Regions from separate parts of the Homo sapiens genome. Here region 1 is linked to region 2. Evidence: chromatin contacts called from ENCODE Hi-C data. All regions are on one chromosome and are shown on one strand. Each heading gives the region's core, a stretch centred on a gene start or an enhancer-like site at or near the end of the contact. The rest is flanking DNA. Distances are from core to core; before and after follow the strand shown. Region 1 has its middle 13 kb from the start of MIR23AHG. Region 2 overlaps CACNA1A (calcium voltage-gated channel subunit alpha1 A).

Region 1 (4,611 bases), core at 1,950-4,449, 430 kb before region 2:
ATACTCAGTTAAATAAAATCTTATTAAAATTAATTTTGTAGCCAAGTGTAGTAACTCACACCTGTAATCCCAGCACTTTGGGAGGCCGAGGCGGGTGGATCACCTGAGGTCAGGAGTTCAAGACCAGCCTGGCCAACATGGTGAAACTCCGTCTCTACTAAAAATACAAAAATTAGCCAGGTGTGGTGGCAGGCACCTGCAATCCCAGCTACTTGGAGGCTGAGGCAGGAAAATCACTTGAACCCAGGAAGTGGAGGTTGCAATGAGCTGAGACCATGCCACTGCACTCCAGCCTGGGCAACAGGACAAGACTCCGTCTCAAATTAAAAAAAAAAATAATTCTGGCAGGCTCACTGGCTCATGCCTGTAATCCCAGCACTTTAGGAGGCTGAGGCAGGCAGATCACTTGAGGTCAGGAGTTCAAAACCAGCCTGGCCAACATGGCGAAACCCCGTCTCTACTAAAAATATAAAATTGGCTGGGCATGGTGACATACACCTGTAATCCTGACTGCTTGGGAGGCTGAGGCAGGAGAATCACTTAAACCCGGGAGGCAGAGGTTGCAGTGAGCCAAGATCGTGCCACTGCGCTCCAGCCTGGGCAACAGAGCAAGACTCCGTCTCAAAAAAAAAAAATTAATTTTGGCAGGCTCACTAGTTTATGCCCGCAATCCCAGCACTTTGGGAGGCTGAGGCAGGTGGATCACTTGTGGTCAGGAGTTCAAAACCAGCCTGGCCAACATGGCAAAACCCCGTCTCTACTAAAAATATAAAATTGGCTGGGTGTGGTGGCACGCACCTGTAATCCCAACTACTTGGGAAGCTGAGGCAGGAGAATCACTTGAACCTGGGAGGCAGAGGTTACAGTGAGCCGAGATCCTACCACTGCACTCCATTCTGCGTGACAGAGTGATACTGTGTCTCAAAAATAAATAAATAAATGTGAATAAAATAAAATTAATTTCACCTGCTACTTTTTTAAAAAAATGTGGCTACTAAAAAAGTTTTCATTACATATGTGGCTTGCATTTGTGGCTCACAATATATTTCTTTAGACACTGCCTTTATTGCCTTCCCTCCCATTTACTTATCAGGCGGCTGCCTGATCACACTACTGATATCAGACTTCAGAGTCAGGCCAAGTTCTCAGCTGTAGCTGTCCTTGAGCTCCGTGTAGTATCTGTCACCTTTGCCTGGTTCCTCCTTGGCCTTGGGACACTAGATCCTCCTGACATCCCTTCTCTGTCTCAGTCTTCTTTGTGAGACAGCATCTGCTTCTCAAATACTTTGTTCCTGGGACATAGCTTTGGTCTATTTTATTTTCATTTTTATTTTATATTTATTTATTTATTTATTTATTTTTGAGACAGAGTCTCACTGTGTCGCCCAGGCTGGAGTGCAGTGGCGTGATCTCGGCTCACTGCAACCTCTGCCTCCCGGGTTCAAGAGATTCTCCTGCCTCAGCCTCCGGAGTAGCTGGGATTACAGGCACGTGCCACCACGCCCAGCTTTTTTTTTTTTTTTTTTTTTTTTTGAGACGAAGTCTTGCTCTGTTGCCCAGGCTGGAGTGCAATGGTGCAATCTCGGCTCACTGCAACCTGGGCCTCCCACGTTCAAGCGATTCTCCTGCCTCAGCCTCCCAAGTAGCTGGTATTAAAGGTGCCCGCCACCATGCCTGGCTAATTTTTGTATTTTTAGTAGAGACAGGTTTCACCATGTTGGCCCGGCTGGTCTTGAACTACTGAGCTCAAGTCATCCACCTGCCTCAGCCTCCTAAAGTGTTGGGATCACAGGCATGAGCCACCCCGCCCAGCCTCATTTTTATTTTAGAAACGAGGTCTCGTCATTTTAGAAACAAAGTCTCACTCTGTTGCCCAGGCTGGAGTACAGTAAAAGAATCCTAGCCCATTGCAGCCTCGACCTCCTGGGCTCAAGTGATCCTCTTGCCCCAGTGTCCTGAGTAGCTGGGACTACAGGCGAGGACCACCATGCCCAGCTAATTTTTGTAATTTTTGTAGGGATAGGGTTTCACTACATTGCCCAGGCTGGTCTCAAGCTCCTGAGGTGAAGTGATCCTCCCACCTCAGCCTCCCAAAGTACTGGGATTACAGGCATGGGCCACCACACCCAGCCCGTATCACATATTATTTGGCAATAAAAAGGAATAAGGTACTCACGCTTGTTACACTTGTTATAACATGGATGAACTCTGTTGACAGCATTTATACTCAGAGACAAAAAGTAGACCAGGGTTGCCAGAGGCTGAGAATGTTGGGGGGTGAAATAGAAAGTGATTTCTTTTCTCTTCTCTTTTCCTTTTCTTTCCTTTCCTTCCTTTCTTTCCTTTCTTTTTTTGAGACAGAGTCTCGCTCTGTCACCCAGGATGGAGTGCAGTGGCATGATCTCGGCTCACTGCAACCTCTGCCTCCCGGGTTCAAGTGATTCTCCCAACTCAGCCTCCCGAATAGCTGGGACTACAGGCATGTGCCACCATACCTGACTAATTTTTGTATTGTTAGTAGAGACGGGGTTTCACCGTGTTGGCCAGGCTGGTCTCGAACTCCTGACCTCAGGTGATCCACCTGCCTTGGCCTCCCAAAGTGCTGGGGTTACAGGCGTGAGCCACCACACCCGGCCAGAAAATGATTTCTAATGGGCTTGAGATTTCTTTTGCGGGTGATGGAAATGTTCTAAAGTTGGGCAGGGCGTGGTCACTCATGCTGTAATCCCAGCACTTTGGAAGGCCGATGTGGGAGGACTGCTTGAGCCCAGGTGTTTGAGAACAGCCTGAGCAACATAGCAACGCCCTGTCTTTAAAAAAAAAAAAAAAAAAAAATGGCCAGGCGCGGTGGCTCACGCCTGTAATCTTGCGGATCACGAGGTCAGGAGATTGAGACCATCCTGGCTAACACGGTGAAACCCCGTCTCCACTAAAAATACAAAAAATTAGCCAGGCGTGGTAACGGGCGCCTGTAGTCCCAGCTACTCGGAAGGCTGAGGCAGGAGAATGGCGTGAACCCGGGAGGCGGAGCTTGCAGTGAGCAGAGATGGCGCCACTGCACTGCAGCCTGGGCGACAGAGGTAGACTCCGTCTCAAAAAAAAAAAAAAAAAAAAAAAAAAAATTAGCTGGGCGTGGTGGCGGGCGCCTGCAGTCTCAGCTATTCCAAAGGCTGAGGTGGGAGGATTGCTTGAGCCCGGGAGGCAGTGGTTGCAATGAGCCAGGATGCCGCCACTGCACTCCACTCTGGGCTACACAGTAAGATCCTGCCTCAGCGAAAAAAAAGGCCGGGCGTAGTGGCTCCTGCCTCTAATCCCAGAATTTTGGAAGGCTGATGCAGGCGGATTGCCTGAGCTCAGGAGTTGGAGACTAGGCTGGGCAACACGGTGAAACCTCATCTCTACTAAAATACAAAAAATTAGCTGGTGTGGACCAGGCACAGTGGCTCACGCCTGTAATCCCAGCACTTCCGGAGGCCAAGGCGGGCAGATTACTAGGTCAGGAGTTCGAGACCAGTCTGGCCAACATGGTGAAACCCTGTCTCTACTAAAAATACAAAAATTAGCTGGGCGTGGTGGTGCTCGCCTGTAATCCCAGCTACTTGGGAGGCTGAGGCAGGAGAATCGCTTGAACCTGGGAGGCGGAGGTTGCAGTGAGCCGAGATCACACCACTGCACTCCTGCCTGGGTGACAGAGTGAGACTCTGTCTCCAAAAAAAAAGGAATGTTCTAAAATTTATTGTGGTGATGGTTGCATAAGTCTATGAATATTCTAAACACATTTGACTGTATACAGTCGTCCCCCTTATCTGCAGTTTCGATTTCCTCGGTTTCAGTTATCCTTGGTCAACTTTGGTCCAAAAATATTAAATGGAAAATTCCAGAGGCTGGGCGAGGTGGCTCACGCCTTTAATCCCAGCATTTTGGGGGGCCGAGGCAGGCGGATCACCTGACGTCAGGAGTTCGAGACCAGCCTGGCCAACATGGTGAAACCCCGCCTCTACTAAAAATACAAAAATTAACCGGGCGTGGTGGCACGCGCCTGTAATCCCAGCTACTCGGGAGGCTGAGGCAGGTGAATGGCCTGAACACGGTAGGCAGAGGTTGCAATGAGCAGAGATCACACCACTGCACTCCAGCCTGGGTGACAGAGCGAGACTCGGTCTCAGAAAAAAAAAAAAGAAAGAAAATTCCAGAAATAAAACAAGTCATACCTTCACATTCCAGGCCGTTCTGAGTAGTGTGATGAAATCTCCCACAGTCCTGGGATGTGAATCATCCCTTTACCCAGCTTATCCATGCTGTCTGTATAGGCTACCAGTCTGTTAGTCCCTTTATAGCCATCTCAGTCAACAAATAGAAAAAGCAAAGTGGTCAGCCGAGGTGGCTCATGCCTGTAATACCAGCACTTTGGGAGACCAATGCAGGAGGAGGATTGGTTGAGACCAGGAATTCAAGACCAGCCTGGGAAACATAGTAAGACCCTGTCTCTAAAAAAAAATAAAATAAAATAAAATAAAATAAATGTGTATAAATAAGCTGGGTGTGCTTGCACATGCCTGTAGTCCTAGCTACTTGGGAGGCTGAGGCAGGAGGCTCACTTAAGGCCAGGAG
Region 2 (4,465 bases), core at 1,237-3,736:
TTCTGTGTCTGGCTTGTTTCATCTTAGTATAATGTCCTCCAGGTTCATGCACGTTGTCGCAAAAGATGGAATTTGCTCCTTTTTAAAGACTGAATAGTACTTCATTGTGTACATATACACGCCATATTTTCTTCATCCATTCCTTTACTGATGGACATTTGGGTTGTACCTGCATCTTGGCTATTGTGAAGAGTGCTGTCATGAACATGGGTGTGCAGCTGACTCTGAGGTGTTAGAGGGATTACAGCTCCTCCAAAAGACCACCGTCACCCAAACCTGCTCCTCCTGCCCTATTTTCTGTTTAGGTAAAGGCGGCTTTAACCCCCTGCAGTGCTCTGGCCTCAGACCTCCAGATCTTCCTCTATGCCTCTATGCCTCTTTTTCTCCACCCCCTGCATCCAATCTGTTAGCACATCTTATTGGCTCTACCTTCAGAATCTACCCAGAATCCACCACCCACCTCTCACCACCTTCACAGCCCCACCCCGGTCCAGCCCCCATCTTTGCTGGCCTGGACTAAACCAGTTGCCCCTCCACCCCAATCTGGTCTCTTAACTTCAGTCCTTGCCCCACCCCCAGGACTGTTCCCCACACAGCAGCCAGAGGGCACCTGTGAGCCACTGAGTCAGGACCTGGCTCCTCTTTGCTCACAACCTCACTTGGAGAAAAAGCCCAAATTCTCCTCACAGGGACCCACAAACTCTGCCCCTGTGATCCCCCATCCCCCTCTATTCCCACTCTCCTCTCCACTCACTCGGCTTCAGCTACACAAGTTCCCTGCTGTCCCTTACACACCAAGCACTCCCCAGCCTCAGGGCCTTTGCACAGGCTGTTCCCTCTGCCTGGAACACTCTTCCCCCAGATATCTGCTTGGCTCCCCCCTCACTTCCTTTGGGTCTTTGCTCAAGTGTCCTTCTAACATGTAACTGCCTCACCTGCACTGTGCCACCCCACTCCCCGCCTCTAGGCTTAATTTCCCTCTACACCCCTGAAGAGCATCTGCCAAGCTATATTTACTTGTTTATTGGTTATTGCCAATCCCCTGCCCCCACTAGAATGCCAGCTCCATGAGGGCAGGGACTTCTGTCTGTTTTGTTCACTGCTATTCCCCCAGAGCCTAGAACACAGCCTGGCACATAGTAAGTATTCACTAAATAATTTGTAATATGAATTGTGCCAGTAAAATCTTCCAGGGGCATCAAGCCCCTGCCATGACTAGGTGGTAACATCCTCACCCCCTGTCCATGTGCTATCTCCTCCTGACCTGCTTGTCTCATTGTTCTAATGGTGGCTCACGCCTGTAATCCCAGCACTTGGGGAGGCCGAGGCGGGCAGATACCTGAGTTCAGGAGTTTGAGACCAGCCTGGCCAACATGATGAAACCCTGTCTCTACTAAAAATACAAAAATTAGCTGGGCGTGGCATTGCACGCCTGTAGTCCTAGCTACTCGAGAGGCTGAGGCAGGAGAATCGCTTGAACCCGGGAGGTGGAGGTTGCAGTGAGCTGAGATCATGCCATTGCAATCCAGCCTGGGCCACAAGAGCGAAACTCTGTCTCAAAAAATATATATATATATTTCATTGTGGTAACATATGCATAACATAAAATGTACCATTTTTTAAGTGTTTAGTTGAGCGGCGTTAAGTACATTCATATTGTTGTGCAACCAGGACCGCCATCCATCTCCAGAACTTTTGCATCTTGCAAAACTGAAGCTCTGCCCCCAGGAAACTCTCACTCCCCGCTCCCCCTTCCCCTCTCCCCGACTCCCCCTTCCCCCCTCCCCACTCCCCCCACCCTACTCCACACTCCCCACTCCCCCAGCCCCTGGCACCCGCCGTTCTAGTTTCTATCTCTGTGAATTTGGCTACTTTGGGTCCCCCCTGTGAGTAGAATCATACAGTATTTGTCTTTTTGTGACTGGTTTGTTTCGTGGAGCATAATGTCCTCCAGTCTCATCCATATTGTAGCATGAGTCAGAATTTCCTTCTTTTCCAGGCCGAATCGTATTCCATTGTGTGGATGGACCACACTTTGCTTATCTGTTCATCCAGATGGGCACTTGGCTTCCACCTTTTGGCTATTGTAAATAATGCTGCTGTAAACCTGTGTGTACAAATAGCTGAGTCCCTGCTTTCAATTCTTTTGGATATAGACCCAGAAGTGGAATTTTTTTTAAATCAAGATTTGACCCACTGGGGCCCTTAGAGGTCTCATTGGCTCTGAAGCTTTTTTTTTTTTTTTTTTTTGGACGCTTTGAAACTAAAAATAGGAGTGAGGGGCACAGTGAGGGGGGCACACATCTCTCGTGTCAGCGTTTTTTAAAAACACCCCGGGAGGAAGATGTGTGAAATCCCTCCCTTCCCCCCGCTCCCACCCCCTCCAAGATCTCAAAATACCTCTTGTTTTAGGAAGCGGCTGTGACATCAGGCAGGCAGCGTGTGGCATCTGAGACACAATATCGCAAGTGGCTGGGAGCCCAGAGAAACCAGGACAGGCGTGCTGGGGATGTGGACTAGAGATGGAGCTAATTTTAGTGGCTGAAGAGGCTGCAAGAAGAGAGAGAAAGAGGGGTGTGTGTGTGTGTGTGTGTGTGTGTGTGTGTGTGTGTGTACGCACAGTGATAGAGGCTGGAGGGGGAGAAATGACAGATAAATCAGCTTGGGCAAAGAAAGCTAATGGGCAGAGGAGCGAGACCCAGCTCAGAAGGTGGTCAGCAAATCTAAAGATGTGTGCCCGAGGGTCAAGGTGGTGGGGGGATTCATAGGCAAGTGGTAGAGAGGCTATTCCATTTGCAGAGGCTCTCTCTGTTTGAGGCGTGATTCACCTGTGCCGTCCTCAAGGCCATTCTGAGAACACCACTGTTGTTTTCCTCCTTTTATGAGTAGGGAAACTGAGGCATTGAACTGCTTCTATTCTTCAGTAAGAAGCAGGGGGAACATATGGTAGAAGCAAAGAAATACAAACATGAGGGCTCTCGGGGTCTACGTGATTGGCTGTGACATCCATGAGAGCGGATCGCAGGTTGAAGGAAACACTGGTGGCAGAAAGTAGCTGAACATTTGGATTTGGGAATCCCAGTGGACGTGGCGAAAATTCTGGCTTTTCCCTTCACAGGCTGCGGGGCCACTCTGACCTGCGGTTTCCTTATCTGTGAAATGGAACGATGCCACCTGTCTCAGCGTTGTTTTGAGGATGCGAGGAGATGATCCGTGTAATATGCCCACTAGGGGGCCTGCTCCAGGGTAGATTCTCAGCAAATGGTAGTCATGGTTTTTGTTACATTTGGGGATATTGGCAGGTAAAAAGGAAATACTTCATTCATTCCAAAATTGCTCACTGAGGTTCTACTATGTGCTAGGCCCTGATGACACATCGGTCAACAAGACAGGCCTGCTTTCTGCCCTTGTAAAACTTCAGTTCAACTGCATTGCACTCATCAGCCTAATAATCCAGGTAAATTGTGATGAGAATAACAACTAGCATTTACTATGAGCCCTTTACAAATATTAACCCATTTAATCTTCTAAAGAGCCTATAAGATAAGAGCTCTTGCCCTGCGCAGTGGCTCACGCCTATAATCCCAGCACGTCGTGAGGCCAAGGCAGGTGGATCACCTGAGGTCAGGAGTTCAAGAATAGCCTGACCAACAGGGTGAAACCCTGTCTCTGCTAATAATACAAAAATTAGCCAGGCATGGTGGCAGGTGCCTGTAATCCCAGCTACTTGGCTGAGGTAGGAGAATCGCTTGAACCCAGGAGGCGGAGGTTGCAGTGAGTCGAGATCACTCCACTGCACTCCAAGAGTGAAACTCTGTCACACACACAAAAAAAAACAACCTGTTATTATCCACATTTTACCTATGAGGAAACCGATGCCCAGAGAGGTTAAGTAACTGTCCAAAGGTCACACAGCTACGGAGTGGTAGAGCTGGGATTCAGACCCAGGAGTGTGATCCCAGAGTGTGTGTGTATGTTTGTTTGTTTGTTTGTTTGTTTGTTTGTTTTTACCACTGTGTTTTCCTGCTTCTGCAATAGAAGTAATCACCAGTAACACTGAGCAGTTGTTATGTGCCATGCCCTTAACACACATCTCCTTGGATCTTTGGAAAGAATCCTAAAAGGGTTGTTTTTCATGATCCACATTTTATGGAGAGAGAGAGATCAAAGCATAGAGAGAGGAAGTAACTTGCCCAAGATCCTGCAGCTGAAGACTCTAGGGTTGCAAATTTGGGACGGCCCTGGACCCTGCATTCCAGCTTCTAGCAGCTCATAGGGGGAACTCTTTATTTATTTATTTATTTATTTATTTATTTATTTATTTATTTTGAGATGGAGTTTCGCTCTTCTTGCCCAGCCTGGAATGCAATGGCATGATCTCGGCTCACTGCAACCTCCGCCTCCTGGGTTCAAGTGATTCTCCTGCCTCAGCCTCCTGAGTAGCTGAGATTACAGGCATATGCCA

What was found. A loop is a pair of places that touch in the nucleus more often than their neighbours do. Pooled maps may share reads with other maps.
Region 1: a loop to region 2 is called in a map of CD4-positive, alpha-beta T cell, with 16 times the contacts of the local background. The contact joins two enhancer-like sites. A Hi-C loop is called at or near these places in 1 of 168 maps with a recorded cell type or tissue (CD4-positive, alpha-beta T cell), 1 of 37 single-sample maps with no recorded cell type and 8 of 50 pooled maps.

What each region holds. Positions count from the first base shown.
Region 1 is chr19:13,853,233-13,857,843 of GRCh38, reverse strand. No RefSeq gene overlaps it. Among named protein-coding and RNA genes, the nearest start is that of MIR23AHG, 13 kb to the right of the region's middle. RefSeq lists an enhancer at 3,202-4,147. Within about 2 kb of position 3,199, at least 10 of the 41 ENCODE cell types and tissues checked have a DNase peak (open chromatin) inside an H3K27ac peak, as active enhancers do.
Region 2 is chr19:13,427,317-13,431,781 of GRCh38, reverse strand. All of the region lies in intron 3 of CACNA1A (calcium voltage-gated channel subunit alpha1 A), which reads left to right. Among named protein-coding and RNA genes, the nearest start is that of CACNA1A, 77 kb to the left of the region's middle. Within about 2 kb of position 2,486, at least 2 of the 41 ENCODE cell types and tissues checked have a DNase peak (open chromatin) inside an H3K27ac peak, as active enhancers do.